2 separate regions of the Homo sapiens genome follow, and region 2 is linked to region 1. Evidence: read pairs that join two places in POLR2A ChIA-PET (ENCODE). Cell type or tissue: OCI-LY7. All regions are shown on one strand.

Region 1 (2,500 bases):
CCAGCTGAGATGAGACGTGGAAGCTGGAGGGGTCCGGCATCCCAGAGAGGCGTGAGGCTCCCAAACGTGAGTGACAACGACCCTGGTCTTGCCGGCATCCTCCCATCATATTGGTGGGGGGTGGGGGGTGGGCTGACCTCTGAGGGGACACCTTGCCATGGGCTGGCCTCTGTAGTTAACCCACATCACAGAATCAATCCTATGGCATCAGAGCTGAACAGACTTTAGAGATTGCCTTGTGCAAGTCTCTCATTATTCTAGTGATGCCCAGGGGTGGTGGGGGACACTTTCCTGAAGTGGAACCAGAGGCAGAACTCGAATCTCTTGCCTCCTGACTGGGTGCAAGAAGCACAGCCTTATAACCATAACAGCAATAATCCCTCCTGCGTGTTTCAGGATGTGGAAGGCTTTGATGGTTCCCATTTTGTCTGATCTTTGCAGTGACTCCTTGGGCAAAACATGTGATTCCCATTTTACAGATAAGAGGAGCTGATGCTCATAGGTGCTGGGTGCCTGGGGCCAGCTTGCCTGGAGCCTCTCTTGACAGCTGTGTTCACTCTTTGGCCCTTCCATTCTTGACAGAGTTTTTTTGTGGAGTTTCTTCTCATTCATTTTCAAGAGCAGCTCATGGGACGTAATCTAAACACAGCTTTTGACTCCCTAGTCCTCCTACCCTAACCTCCTGAACTATCAAACCCACAGCTTCATGGTCATGAGACGAAGCAAAGTGGGGTATTTCCCTGGGTCTTGGTCCCACGTCCTGGGGGTCGTTTGGGATCCTAGCAGGTGAGAGGCTCGTGACTGGGTTTGGCAAAGCTCCCCAAATGGTGAGAAGCACTGGGGACTCAGAGTCCTGGGCGAGAGGGCCCCAGATTTTGAAGATGGGTGGGTGGGGTGGTCAGAATGGGTGTGGGGTGGGGGTCCCTGGCTGTGGGAGCATGAGCCTTGCCTGAGTCCCTGTCTCTCTGGCAGCACCCAGTGCTTGGCATGCAGCAGGCACTCAGGAAATGCAAATTGTACAAATTAGCTCAGCCTCGGTGGCCATGGTAACTGCACCTGCCTTGACCACAGAGTGGCTTCCCCTTTTTTTTTTATAGCGCTTTTTGTTAAAAGGTATCTATGTATTACACCATATCTATTTAGAACCTCCCCCCTTGCCCCACCAGAGTCAGGTAAGATTGTTTTCACATTGGCTGCTCTTCAGCCCAGCAGGACTTGGTTTTGCTCTGGGCACATCCATCTCTTGCACGAGGTGGGAACTCATTCTGCATTTCTGCACTTCCAGAGCTGATTCCTTCATGCAGGCCGATTTTGCTTGTGAATAGGCCTCCAAAAATAAGTTCTCTGTGATTTAGAAGACTAGGTTCTCCCTGCATTCAGGAGCAAACAGAGGCTTCACGTGGTCTGGTGACTTCACTGGGGTTGCGCAGAGAGCTGGTGGCAGATCCAAGGTTATGATCCTGGCCTCAGTGTCTCTTTTTGCCCCTTGTTTCTTATTCTTTCCCAGAATAACTTGCTGAGTGGTTAGGGGATGTGCAGGCTGCTGTGGTGGTGACCCCTGTGAGGCCAGGTGGGGGAAGCCCTTGTGTCTGCCTGGTGCCTGTAATATATTTGAATTATCTCCGCAGATGAGCCCTGATTTAGCAAACAGTCTCGAGTAAACCTAGCTTGAAGACAAATACAATTGACACTGGGCTTGAGTGGTTCAAAGGTTATTGGCACAAAGCTGTCGGCTTTGTTTAGCCAAGGGGCTGTATTTATGATGGGTGATACGCAGTGCCATCCATAACTTGCCGGCAAGAGGGGCTGACGTCGGACCAGAGACAGCTTATTTACACTGAGCCTGGAGTTTAGTTTCTCTGCTGGGACATGCAAAGGCAATTCGATTCTTGGCCAAGTTGCTTTATGGGTTGATGGCTTAGGTCTGTTGTCATAATTTGGGTCATCAGTTAACCTTGCTGGGGAGGGATAGCACCCCTCAAGGGGATCATTTCCTGGGTGTGTGTACAGCAGGGTGAACCGGGGGAAAGGTGGAGATGTAGGAGAGGTCTTTGGGGCTATTCAAAGGATGTGATCAATGGGTTTCACATTGACCCCTAATTTAAGCCTCACATACACTGGAGTAGCAGCACGTCTGAGTCCCTGGGGCCTGGGACTTGATTCCTCCCTGTATCTCTTGGATGCTTTGGCTAGTTTAGGGGAAAGGAACCATGGGGCAGACTTGCACTGAAGAGATTCATGTGGTTGCAGTGCTAGACAGGCAGGCTTTATAGACACTGGATTCCTTGGGAGAGAAATTATCCCAGGAATGAGCAGACTGTGGCTGTAAGGAGCCACGGCCAGTGCAGGCAGAGGTGTGTGAGGTTGCTATCAAAAGCTAGCCTGTGGTTTGGCTTTTTGGGGAGCAGCAGGCAATCTGTATCAGGGCCTTACAATATGCTTCTCTTGGTGACCCATTTATTCCATTGGCTAAAATCTATCCTGAGGAAATCGTCATAGA
Region 2 (2,500 bases), 330 kb after region 1:
CTGTCTGAGTCCAGGACACATTTGAGTGTCCCGGATAGGAAGGTGGTAAAGAGATTTGGGACTTATTTTCAAGGTAAGTGACAGAACCAACTGCAGGCTCTGCCTACCTCAATCTTCCAAGCTTGTAGGATTCCATCCCACATCAGAAATGCCAAGTGAGGTGGATGCTGGCTGAAATGAGTATCAGTGTAACAGGATGTGCTGCTGACAGGAACAGGCTCTCTCTACCCACTTCTAGGAGATGGAGGCAGGGATGGGTTGTGGCCCTATGACTACCACCAAAGGGATATGCAACATCTGACCTGAGTTAGAGACTGGAAGTCAAACAAGCTGAAACTTGGGATGAGGACAATCACTTTGTTAGCCAAAACCAGATGGCAAACAAGATGTATTTCTAACAACCGTCCCTTTTCCTTGGGGTTTTATTTCAGGATATAGTCAAGCCCAATGGCTGGGCCTCATCCAGTCTGTAAAGTGGATAAAGATCACTCATGGGACCCTGCTTCTTCCCCAGGTCAGGAGCTGGCTCCATAAACTGCACAAGGATTGGCCAAGTACCAACAGGCAGCTTCAAATTGGGACATCTGCTATCAGAGGATGCTGGGTGCCTTTTGGAGGAGTGTGAAGGCTCTGGTCATTGACAAGAGACAGGAAAAAGAACAAGATTACTGGAGACTCCCTTCCTCTCTCATACTTTAACCCTAATGTTAATAGTTAACATCTGGGCACTTACAATGTCCAGGCATGGAATAAGGACTTCACATGCATGCTCTCACATCAGCCTCATAAGAACCTGATGAGACAGTTACTGTGATCCTCATTTCACGGAGTATAAAACTATAGCATGGAGATGTGAGTGACTTGCCTAAGCCACAAGTAAGAAGTGGCAACTCTGGCACCAATGCCCATACTCTAAACCACCCAGCTCTAGAACACAGTGGACCCCAAGTGGTCCCCAGAGCTGGTCACCAAGGAGATGCCAGTTCCCTGCTTCAGAAGCACCTAGTCCTAGGTTGGCACTGCAGCTCAGCAGTCCTCTTAGCAATCCCTGGGCATCCAGACCCCTCCCATCTCTCCCACAGGGGCCTTTGGAAGGCAGAGGGCCTGGCCCAGCTACTTCAAATGGGCCTCCATGTGGCACATCCCATCACCATGCCTGCAATTGTCATGCCAGGTGTTGGGCTTGACTACATGCCACCTCTAAGAGTCTGGGCCATGCAGAGAAGAAAACAATCCCTTCTTAGGAACTTCAGTGACACCTAAACAAGCAGGGCAGCTCTGGTAACTGGTTAACAAGCATTCTCCAGAAAGCATTTCCTGACACCCACTTGCAGTCCTGTCTCCCCCCTTGCAGCACAGGTGGTCCTGCATCACCACAGCTTTTCTCTTGCCTATACCTGTTTCTGGACAGGAAGCCCTTTGGGGGTGGGGATGGGTTGGTGTGTAGCTGTGCAAGGGACATCACAGCTCTCAGCAAGGAGAGCTTGAGTGGGTGGGACTTCCCTCAGATGTCTGCCTAGTGTTGGAGCACAATGTCGGGGTCACATCCTTGACCAGACCCTAAGCTGCTTGAAGGCTGGTACTCCAGTTTCTCCCTCTCTCTGTAGCTTCCCCATGTTCTGGGAAGGGGCTGGCCTGGCACCCAGCAGGCGCATCAAGACAGATAAGTGGTTGGCAGATCCCCTTTCCCAGTTCTTGTGGGGCTGGCTGGCACCTCTCCAGGGCTCAGCTGATTTCTCCTCCTCAGAGAAGCCTTCCCTGGCCAGCTCATCTCCAAGCCCCCAAGCAGCCTGGGCCCTCGTTTGGCCTGCTTTTACTCCTTGCAACACTTTCAGTCTCTAAACTATCTAGGTTGGCTGGCTGTCTTTTCCAGACAAGAGTGTGAGCTCCATGAAGCAGAGGCCACTCTGCCCTGATCACTCCTGCACTCTCACACAGAGCCTAGCACGGTGCCTGGCAGACAGCATGTGGAGTGAATGAGAAAAGGCCTTTAGGGAAACAAAAGTGAAGAGGAGAGCAGAAAGAGGGCCTGGACACACTTCCTTCTCACTCAAGGGCCAAAAAACAAAGTTCTAAGTGGGTCACCCAGAATGTCTAAGTTAGACCCAGAATGTCTAACATCCACGTGCTCCCACATCCCTGCCCAATCGGCTAAGGGCTGGTCACCTTCTGAGGACAGTCAGTGTGGGTGTGTGGCACTGTTCTGAGGGGTGGAACAGAGCAGCATTCTCACTAGACATGGCCCCAGAGTCTGGCTCCTCTCCCATCACAAAACAGGACATAAGTAACCACAGCAGTGACTGGGCATGCATTAACTGCTCAGAACATCCTCCTAAGGTCAATTGGGCCTGGTTCCATGTTAGGGGCAGGCATGGTCATGCCAATGACTCAGTGCCGCATGCAGGCAGAGGAAATGCTTCAGATTCAGCCAACTATAGCCCTGCTGTAAGGTCTTCATAAAATTTAAAAATACATATTATTATTTAATATACAAGAGCTG

Evidence for each region. Peaks named below come from ENCODE experiments on the same cell type or tissue, not always from the same donor. Only the 100,000 strongest peaks of a DNase experiment are listed, where the experiment ranks them.
Region 2: POLR2A ChIA-PET joins it to region 1 with 5 read pairs; 3 of 35 experiments call an interaction of 5 or more read pairs at or near these places.

What each region holds. Positions count from the first base shown.
Region 1 is chr5:135,052,457-135,054,956 of GRCh38, forward strand. PITX1-AS1 (PITX1 antisense RNA 1) reads left to right here. Exons shown (of 6, transcript NR_161235.1): 2 at 1-66. Among named protein-coding and RNA genes, the nearest start is that of EPIST, 14 kb to the left of the region's middle. RefSeq lists an enhancer at 1,055-1,114. In OCI-LY7, no CTCF peak of the experiment used is centred here; DNase peaks (open chromatin) are centred at 302, 589, 1,075 and 1,665; H3K4me3 peaks cover 2,366 bases; H3K27ac peaks cover 2,500 bases.
Region 2 is chr5:135,383,994-135,386,493 of GRCh38, forward strand. All of the region lies in intron 2 of MACROH2A1 (macroH2A.1 histone), which reads right to left. Among named protein-coding and RNA genes, the nearest start is that of MACROH2A1, 14 kb to the right of the region's middle. In OCI-LY7, no CTCF peak of the experiment used is centred here; no DNase peak of the experiment used is centred here.